2 separate regions of the Homo sapiens genome follow, and region 2 is linked to region 1. A link is an interaction called in ENCODE POLR2A ChIA-PET data of the cell type or tissue named here. Cell type or tissue: A673. All regions are shown on one strand. Links, peaks and the distances in the headings refer to the core of each region. The heading gives the core; the rest is flanking DNA.

Evidence for each region. Peaks named below come from ENCODE experiments on the same cell type or tissue, not always from the same donor. Only the 100,000 strongest peaks of a DNase experiment are listed, where the experiment ranks them.
Region 2: POLR2A ChIA-PET joins it to region 1 with 7 read pairs; 1 of 35 experiments calls an interaction of 5 or more read pairs at or near these places.

Annotation. Positions count from the first base shown.
Region 1 is chr1:163,587,453-163,592,841 of GRCh38, reverse strand. No RefSeq gene overlaps it. Among named protein-coding and RNA genes, the nearest start is that of NUF2, 270 kb to the right of the region's middle. In A673, for the core only: no CTCF peak of the experiment used is centred there; DNase peaks (open chromatin) are centred at 2,931 and 3,831; H3K27ac peaks cover 4,621 bases.
Region 2 is chr1:163,528,550-163,533,938 of GRCh38, reverse strand. No RefSeq gene overlaps it. Among named protein-coding and RNA genes, the nearest start is that of NUF2, 210 kb to the right of the region's middle. In A673, for the core only: a CTCF peak has its summit at 5,034; a DNase peak (open chromatin) is centred at 4,998; H3K27ac peaks cover 1,010 bases.

The sequences.
Region 1 (5,389 bases), core at 226-5,225:
AGGAAATTGCTGGGCAGGTGGGGGAGGGTAGTCACAGAAAAAACTGTAAGCCAGACTGGGTGTGAGGAGGGGAGGTGATAAAAGGATTATAGGGTGGGGGAGCGGAGGCTGAGGAAGAATTGGGACCTGGCTTGGCCTGGTGAGGAGCAGCCTGGGGAGGAGGGGAGAGGTCAGATGGGTCTGTGAAAAAGGAAGATTGGAAAGACTCAGCAACACTTGGGGTTGGGACTGAGGGGACAGGTGGGAGGGAAAGAAGGAAGATTTGGGATGAGTTGCATTGGGAACAGAGACTAGGGAGGGACTGATGTGTAAAAGAATGCCTGGACATCAGGCACCTCAGACCATTTGCCCATTTTATGACAAGAATTATCTAGATCTTGTAGGATGGAAAAATCGAAAGTGCTGTTTTCTGGCTATTTGGAACCATTGTCGAGTTTGTATTGGGGTTAAGCAGCATTGCAGAAGAAAATAAGGCATTTAGGTTTTAGGTCAAGTGTGAGTTGAAGAGGTTTTCAGTTCTTGAGAACACAGGCTAAGGGAGAAGAAGGTGGAAGGTTGCCTGTAGAGAAGGAGGCCAGTCCAGAGAAAAGAGAGGGTAGAGATATGGAGAGAAGGGGTGAGGGGTGCTTGCCCCCCAGGAAAGTGGAGAAGGGGTGGGAGGTGCTTGCCCCCCGGGAAAGTGGAAAAGGGGTAGAGACACAGAGAGAAGGGGTTGGGTGAGCAGCCCTGCGCTGCAATATGGGTGAGCAGCCAAAGCAGGCGTCCCCGCAATAATTAAACACCAAGGGAAGACTGTCTTCATGAGTCCGTGACCAGCACCAGAGTTTTGAGTCCACGGATAAAATGTGTCTCCTTTGTCTCTACCAGAAAAGGAAAGGAACTGAAATTAAGAGAAGGGAGAGATTGAAGTGTGGCGCCAAGGTTGAAAGGAGAAAGAGGTTGAGGGATAGTGAGAGCTTGGAGAAGACAGTAAAAAGCGGCCGCTTACCCAATTTAAAATTGGTGAGATGTTTCTTGGGCTGATTGGTCTGAGGACCAGAGGTTGTAGGTGGATCTTTCTCACAGAGCAAAGAGCAGGAGGACAGGGGATTGATCTCTCAAGGGAGGTCCCCCGATCTGAGTCACGGCACCAAATTTCACACATGTCTGTGTGAAGAGACCACCAACAGGCTTTGTGTGAGCAATAAAGCTTTTTAATCACCTGGGTGCAGGTGGGCTGAGTCCGAAAAGAGAGTCAGTGAAGGGATATAGGGGTGGGGCCGTTTTATAGGATTTGGGTAGGTAGTGGAAAATTATAGTCAAAGGGGGTTGTTCTCTGGCTGGCAGGGGCAGGGGACACAAGGTGCTCAGTGGGGGAGCTTTTGAGCCAGGATGAGCCAGGAGAAGGAATTTCACAAGGTAATGTCATCAGTTAAGGCAGGAACAGGCCATTTTCACTTCTTTTGTGATTCTTCAATTACTTCAGGCCACCTGGATGTATACCTGCAGGTCGCAGGGGATATGATGGCTTAGCATGGGCTCGGGGGCCTGACACAAAGGACCTGAGTAGACATTTTTCCAGGGAAGGCATACAAATGGACAATAGGTACATTAAAAGGTGCTTAACATCAGTAATCATCAGAGAAACACAAATTAAAGCCACAATGGGATACTACATGACACCTATTAGGATGGCTATTATCAAAAAGAGAAGAGATTAAGTGTTTGTGAGGATGTAGAGAAAAGGGACCTTTTGTGAACTGTTGGTGGGGATGTAAGTTGGTACAATAATCATGGAAAACAGTATGGAGCTCCCTCAAAAACAAACAAAAAAAGTGAGCTACCTAATGACCAAACAATCCCATGTCTGGTTATATACCTAAAGGAAACAAAATCAAGATCTTAGATATCTTTTCTCCCATGTTTGTTACAGCTTTACATAGCCAAGCCATGGAAACAACGAAGTGTCCACTGACAGATGAATTCATTTAAAAATGTAGTATGTATATACAATGAAATATTATTTATCCTTAAAAAGATGGAAATCCTGCCACTTGCAACAACATGTTTGAACCTTGACAGCATTATACTAAGCAAAATAAATCAGACAAAAAAGACAAATACTATCTGATCTCATTTTTATATGGATCTAAAAAAGTCAAATTTACAGAAGCAGAAGGTGGAATGGTGACTGAGCAGCTGGGTGGGGGAATCGAGAGATGTTGGTCAAAATGTACAAACATTTAGTTAAAATGAATAAGTTATGGGATTGTAATATACAGTATAGTGACTATGGTTAATACTTTCGTATACTTGAAATTTAATAAGAAAATAGATATTAAATGCTGTCATACATACATACATACACACACACAAATACTAACTATATGAGGTGGTGGATGTGTTAATTAACTTGAGTGCCAGTCACTTCACAATGTATGTATATCAAATTATCATACTATACACCTTAAATTTTTACAATTTTTTCTACCAATTATACCTCAATAAACCCAGGGGCTGGAATAAGTGGACTTTGTCTAAGTCAGTCTTTTGCAAAGTACAGGTCAAAACTCATCAATAGTTCATAAAATCAAATCAGTTGATCACAATGAGTATTTAAAAAAGTGACATAGAATGCAATAGCAAATATCAGAATGTGTCTAATGTAATAAGGATAAATTTTGTTTTATGGCACTCTATCTTCAGTTATATGTGTATAAATGTGTGCATTGTAATAGAAATTGTATTTCTTAGTGTGACAGGAAGGACGGAATGAAGGAAGGAAGGAAGGAAGGAAGGAAGGAAGGAAGGAAGGAAGGAAGGAAGGAAGGAAGGAAACACTGCTCTATACCAACAGAAAAACTGTAGCTATACAATTACGCTGCACCAGCACTACAGTGGGTTGTTGCTTCCAGTAAAGCTCCTGACTATACTGGATCAATCAAGCTGACTGCCTCAGCCAATTTCACAAGGCATAGAATTGTCTCAATTGGTCCAAGAAGATGTCAGTCAGGATGATATACAGTCAATTATATAAGTCCATACCTTCAGTTAAGATTTCAATATATAGCCAGCTCTACTCCCCTAGATTACTTCATCATCATTATTTTTTGCCTTCTGAAACTCAACAAAAATTAAACTCTTCAGGCAACAGCTTTATGTATAGCCATAGCAGTGGATGAACAGTGGGAAGGATTTTAGCTGGCAACAAATATACATACATTTATTAATCTGGTACTTATTGAGTACTTTCTATGGGCAAAATTAACCCAATATGTTAAGAGTAATTAATCACGATAGTGTATATATGCAAAGTTTTCCGTATACACAGATGACTAAATCTGGAGATTACATGGCTTCTCTAAGAGAGATCTTGAAACAAAGATCAGAAGTAAATCAAGAGTCATTTTAGTAAAGAGATAGGAAAGAAACTCATTTGGATTGGGTAGAGAAGTGAGTAGGAGGAGAGAATATGAACACAGAGAATGTAGACAATGTTTTGGAAACTTTTTTCTTAAGTTTCATTTTGTTTGGGAAAAAAAGAAGAAAATAGACTATGCTTGGATAGAGTAGCCAAATCAAAAGAGATATTGCTCAGTTTTTATATTATTAGATGGGAAGGATTTGATCACCTTTAAAGGCTGAAGGAAAATTTCTCGGAGATAGGATATTTCCACATATCCACCTTTCAGGAGTAATTGGACTTAGATAATGCTGTCAGTAATCCTATTATCCACTGTGATGGGAATCATTCTGGATATCTGTGGGGGTCTCCACTATAAACAATCCCCGGCCCCTGTTGCATCAATGCAGGACAGCTTCTATTACAGTTTGACTTATGATGTTTCATCAGAAGTTAAGTCCAGTAATAAGCCTTAGACTCCTAATCTGGTCTGTAAGAGTATCCATAGCACTTGAAAGTCCCCTGCCCCCGAAGCTTGGGAAGGGGTTGGGTAAGTGGATAGCAGTGAGAAATGGCAAATTCTGTCTCATGATTCTCATTCATTAGAAAGACAAAGCTCAATCCATCTAACTGATTTAAATGCCACCTACCATCTGGATTTTTCTGGGTTTTTGTTCCAATGTAAGATTGAATCCTGGTGGGAGGGGAGCACAGGGAAGTGCATTTGACATCCATAACATCGGATCCTGGCACTTTCTCCTTACCATTCCCAGCAATTCTTGTTGCTGACGCCCAACATGCACAATAGGCAAATTCATTTCCAAAGCAAAGGTAAACCTGCTTGTCATTTTTGCCTTCAACATGTCATATGAAGGTGCATATCAGTGTTGGTCAGGGGTGAGGACTACTCCTGAGAAAAGTAGAAGGAAAACTTAGGAGAAAATAGAAAGGTTGTTGGACCTTACGGTTTTTGTGGAGTTCTGCAGAGGCAACAAAGGATGGAACCTCAGGAGTAGAAGGACCATCAGCTCAGATGTGAGCATTCTCTCTACAGTGTCTCCCCAAGCCATTATCCAGCCTGGGAGGACATAATCTCATCTCAGTGACAGGGACATCTTATGTGGTAGCTATTGATAGCTTTGGACAGTTCTCATGACTAATGTTTCTTCATATGTAGCTGAAAAACTCCTTACTCATTGGAATTTTACTCTGATTTTAATAAGAAATAAGGGGAAGAATGACTAATACTAATACTAATACTAATACTAATACTAATAGTCAGAACATCAACATGTCAAGTACTCCTTGTTTAATACTCACCATAGGTCCAAAAGCAGCTAAGCACTTAATAGACGTTATCTCAAAGGAATAAGAATAATGCTCGTTCCACATCTGTGACAGGCTAAATAATGGCCCTCCAAGATGTCCACATCCTAATACCCAGAACCTGTGAATATATTGTATCGCAAATGAGGATTAAGGTTGCTAAGCCACTGATTTTAAGACAGGGAGATTCTCCTAGGTTATTTGTGTGAACACAAGGTCAACACAATGATCCTTAAAATGGGAACGTGTCATAAGAGTCAATGTTAGAGTCCACTGCATCCAGTGTGAAAAAAACTCAACGGGCCACCACTGACTTTGGCTTTAAAGTTGGAAGGGGCCACAGTCAAGGGATGTAGGCAGCCTTCAGAGGCTGGAAATAAGAAAAAAATGGATTGTCCCCTAGAGCCTCCAGAAGGAATACTTCCACCAACACTGTGATTTCAGCACAACCTTGTCAGACTTCTGATCAGACTTACAGATCAGTAAGATAAAGCATTTGTGTTGTTTTATGCCACTAAGTTTGTGGTAATCTGTCACAACAGCAATGAAAAACTAGCACAACATTGAAATCCCTTGCAAAAGTCAGTTATACACCATGTTTTGTTCCCAGGCTAAGCATCCAGGCTCTTACCAGCAAAACCTGGCTTACACACAAAGTATAAAGTATTAAGGCTGTTTGGC
Region 2 (5,389 bases), core at 239-5,238, 59 kb after region 1:
TCAAGTACTTTCTATGTGCTATTAGGCTCCATGAAAATGTCTTTTAAACATTTGACTTTTAAGTGCTGTGTTAAGAAGGTGGGGCTGGGTGGTTGGCCCTAACTGGTATCCCTTTGTTGATAGGAGGAGGAGAGTTTCTGAGGAGATAGGGCAGCTCAAACGAGGGAGAGGTGTGGGCAGTGGGTCAAATACCTCCAAAGGTAAGCCCATATTAGACCGTTTTAGGAGAAGCTGCTTGTGGGATGAGGCAATGGCATCGTTACTTGGGGGGTCATTCCCATCCCTCACTATATGGCCTCAAATTAAACGTGTATTTTATTACCCTCATTCTCTCCCTTTTCCTCTCTTTTTTATTAGAACCCATTCCCAAAGAGAACCAGGTAGATAAACTCTTTTTGCTAAGACCGTGAGTTGTCCATTCACTCATTTGCCCAGTAGGTGTAGATTGTATACCTACGCCCTGCCATACACAGAGGAAGGCGCTAGGATAAGAAATCCACGCAGACCAGCACCACTCTCAGGTTTACAGAACCCAGAGAGAGCTTCAGGTAAACCTGGTATGACAAATTCTTGAAAATTTCACCCCCTCTTGAGTGGATCCCACCTCCCCTTCTTTGCTACCACCTCTTTTGTCAGCCTTCTTCATCCCTCCCGTGGAATCCTGCAGGAGCATCTTAGCTGTTCTGTCTTAGGTTGACAGTCTCTGACTTCGGAACAAGAACCTTGTCCCTTAACAAGATATGTTAGAAGCTTGGGATCTGGCCCCATTTGCTTCCAGAGCCTCCTCCCCTCCGGCTTTCCCATAAGTCACGTATGTCACCCCAGACCAGAGGAGACTCCAGAAGTCTCCTACAGCACAATGTGTACATATTCATCTCTGAACTTTTAGGCTTGTCCCCACTCTCATTCTGTGGTCATTATTCACTTAATAATTATTCTCACCCTTCACAACTCATCTCCACTGGAACCTTCACCAACCTTCTCAGAAAGTTTCTTCCTCCCCTGTGTGCTCCCAGCGCCTTGTCCAGTGAAACCGATCTCCTTGCTTTAATCATTTTCTTACCTGCATGTTTGCTTCCAGAGGCTGTGACCTTTGGGGTCCAGGAAATGTTTCCTAGTGATATCTGTATTTGCCATCCACGAGGCCCCCATCACACTGAAGACGCATGTTAGAGGCCCAAATTATGCTTGAATGAATCAGTGAATGAGATGAAATGAAAAGAAGAAAAGAAAAAATATTTTAAGGGATAAAATACAGTAGAGTTGTGTAAAAGGGCTATGGGAACTCATACCTGGAGTTACTCACTCTACCTAGAGGAAGTGAGGGAAAGGAATCTCCTTTATGCTTTGAAGGATCATTAAGGATTGTCCTCTATTTCTGGTAGAGGTACATTTAAAAGGGGCAGAAAGCACACCTTAGAGGCTGGCAAAATTCCCTAACAGAGATGGGTTAGATTTCCATTACCCTATCATGGGCTCCTGAGTTCACATCATTAAACAGATTCCTATCTGAATATCTAACCCTACTTTCTTATGCATGTTTGTCTTGTCCTGGGAAAATGCAGGAGTCTGTACTTCTCTAGAAAGGCTATTAAAAACTTCTGAGATTATATAATATTTTACCTTTTGCATCTGGCTTATTTCACTTAGCATAATGTTCTCCAGTTTCATCCATGTTGTCACAAAAAACAGAATCTTCTTTTTTATTAAGGCTGAATAATTGCCCATTTTATATATACAAGTTAAGCATCCCAAATATGAAAACCCAAAATGCTCCAAAGTCCAAAATTTTTGGAGTACCAATATGACATTCAAAGGAAATGCTCATTGGAGCACTCTGGGTTTCAGATTTTCAGATTTGGTATGCTCAACCAGTAAATATAACGCAAATATTTCAAAATCTGAAAGAAAGGTAAAAATCCAAAACACTTCTGGTCCTAAGCATTTTGGATAAGGGATACTTAACTTGTGTATATACATCATAGTTAGGTAGGATTAATGGTCTAGAGATGTAAATGTACAGCCTGATCACTATAGTTGATAATAAGGTATTTTATACTGGAAATTTACTAAGAGAGATTTCAGGTGCTCTCACCACACACACACAAAAGATGATAACTATGTAAGGAGATGAATATGTTAATTAGCATGAGTCTAGTAATCATTTCATTATGCATATGTGTATCAAGACATCATGCTGTACACCATGAATATACACAATTTTTATTTAATAAAAGACAGACAGAAATGGCTGGGAGTGACTTGGGCACAAAAGGAATAGCCAGGCCCTGGTGTCTCTTCCTTTCCATCACTTCTGATGTCAGTCTTGCTTCAGTGCTCCCTCCGCATGCAGGCCTGCTCTTATTTGCAGGTCACAATCTCGTGTTCATAAGATCCAAAGTCCAGAGTAAACCTGGATGGGTACACAGGGCAGCTTTTCATAGTCCCATGTCCCATAGTCTCACCAACTCCCACATAAATGCTCTGGGCTTTCAAGTGCTTTAAAGACTCTCCTGGATTTCCCTGTCATTCTTGCTACAAAATTAAGATTAAGAAAGGGAAGAGAGATGGTAATAATGTCAAGAGTAAGGGCACAAGATTTTCTTTTCTTCATGACCATCTTGTAGGAAATGACTAGTTTTTTAATTGCCCATTAAATATGTGTAATTGGCTACTGATTCATTGAAGGCAAGCAGCTCAAATATTTGCATGCATAGATATTTCCTCAAGATATAAAATGCTATGGTGAATGTAAATCTCTCTACAGATGTGGTGATTCTTCCGTACATTGTGTGAGGCACATAACTTAGGCACAGGCTTTCCCATTGCCACATCTATACCCTTTTCTTGACTTTGGAGAAATACTGGCACTTGAATTGAATTCAGTTCCTGTAGCTTTATTTTAATCACCTTCAACTCTACCCTTATCTTATTTCTTGAAAAAAAATTCTACTTTTCTAACTCTCAGTCAAACAAATTAACAAATTTGTGTGTGTATCCTTTCCAAACCTTGAAGAAACCATTTTAATGTTCAGAAAACTATTTATACTTCTGGTAAAAACAAATATTCTACAATGTTTCCTAGCTGTTTTACAAATCAATTTTGAGGAGTTCTGTTATAGAGACAAGTTATAAATATTGGAGCCTGATGATCATCGTCACAATAAAGAGAATAAATAAATATAAAAGTCAAAAACCCCTGAACAGTGATGCCTCTGAAGATACATATCAGCAGGCAGAACATACTCTTCTTCTTTGAAAGAAAGTAAAACTTAACATGAAGGGGAAACATGAAGAACCTTGGAGAATTTTATGTTAGGACATAAAGAAGCCCTGAGCTACTGTATGGATTCAGGCAGAATAGAAGCAAGAGAAATATTGTTTCTCAATGCACTAGGAGCAAAGGAGGCTAAAGAATAGGACAAGGATGAGAGAGGGATGGATGAGAGGAGCAGATGGAGAAGGAGGAGGAAGAAATGGAGAAGGAGAAGGGGGAGATGGAGAAGAAGGGGAAGGAAGGAAGGAAGGAAGGAAGGAAGGAAGGAAGGAAGGAAGGAAGGGAGGGAGGAAGGGAGGGACGGAGGGAGGGAGGGAGGGTGGGAGGGAATGGAGTGAGTTGTCCACTACATCTGACAGCTTAAATGTATTGGTAAATTAACCCCATGAAGGTTAAGTGAAAGAGAAACCACATTGTCAGAATACTAAGGCAGTTCAAAACTAAAGGAAGAGATAAAAAGGCCCAGGAGCACTAGCAACTAGAGTAGGCCAGAAGAGTTAGGACCCCAGCTCTACAGGGAGCCACTGTCAGAGCAACCATGCTTCTCATCCTTATAATTTCTATCAAAGTTTCAGATTTGAAATAGAGAAGATCTGATTGGCCTGGCTTCGGATTTAAAAGCTTCTGGATCAATAGCTATAGCTAATTTTGCGGGGCAGGGGTAAGAGTAGAGGACAGACGTATATCAAAGCCAGTTAAAAAATACCTTTTTAGAGACAGGGTTTCACCATGTTTTTCAGACTGGTCTCTAACTCCTGACCTCAGGTGATCCACCTGCCTCAGCCTCCCAAAGTGCTGGGATTACAGGCGTGAGCCACTGTGCCTGGCCCATCAGAAGCATTTTGAAGAGCTAACAATATAATGGAGAATAAGCAGACAGAATTTCCGTCCCACAGGAAGTTCAGGGGATCTGTATGGGCAAGGCTGCCACCCAATTAGTGTCTATTACCCTAAGTCAAGAAATATTGTTTCTGAGACTGACACAGGAAAATCTGCAAACCAGAAAGCTGTAGACTTATTTCTGCAGGAATTCTTGACAATAAGTCTTCCACTGAAACCCCCAAACCATGTAGCAGCTTATGGAGGTTTCAGTTTTAAGGAGGTAGGGAGAAGAAAGAGAGAGACAGAGAGACAGATGGAGAACATGGTTGAGAGAAAGAGAAGCCTTATCAAGTTAAGGGAAGATCAACTTTATATTAAACAATGTTAGACACCGATTAGGGTTAATAGAAAGAAGTCCAAATTGTACTCACATTTGTGATAATTACTTAGCATAGTACTTGGTACAGTAGATGCATAAATATTAACTAAATCTGAATTCATGCTTTATTTATTGATAGAAAGTCACAAAATATAGGCATAGTAACAGCCATACAGGCTTTACATACAGGCAGTTTGAACTCTGGTATATCATTGCTATGTAACCCTGGACAAAGAAGTTAGGGTCTTTAAACTGAGGACATTAAGGTATATTGATAGAGTTTCATGAAGGTTAAATAAAATAATGTATATAAAATCATATAGTAAGTGCTCAGTAAATATTCACTCCTCTCTTCATCTTCTTATTAAGTGCATGTTCTTAACATCCAGCATTTGATTTCACTAGAAAGCTTATGTTTTAAAACAAAATCTTAAAAAGTTATTCTTATAAATGTAATGTGCTAGACAGAAACTCTAGGTCTTAACTATGTTTCTAGCAGTTCAATGAGACTGTCCATTAAAGGCTGCCGCTATCACCACCTGGTGGCAGCATACTGTATAATTTTTTTAAATTTAAAAATGACATACTCATACATATTTACAGAGTAAAGTGTGATATTTTGATACCTGTATACAATGCATAATAATCAAATTAGGGTAATTAGCATATTTATCACCTCAAATATTTATCATTTCTTTGTGTTGGGAACGTTCAAAATCCTCTCTTCTAGTTATGTAAAAATATAGAATAAATAATTATTAACTATAGTCATCCTTCAGTGCTATAGAACACTAGAACTTATTTCTCGTATCTGAGTATAATATGTGTTCCTTAACCAACACCTTTCCCTATCCCCTCTTCTTTTCACCCTTCCCAGACTCTAGATATCATTATTCTGCTCTTTACTTCTA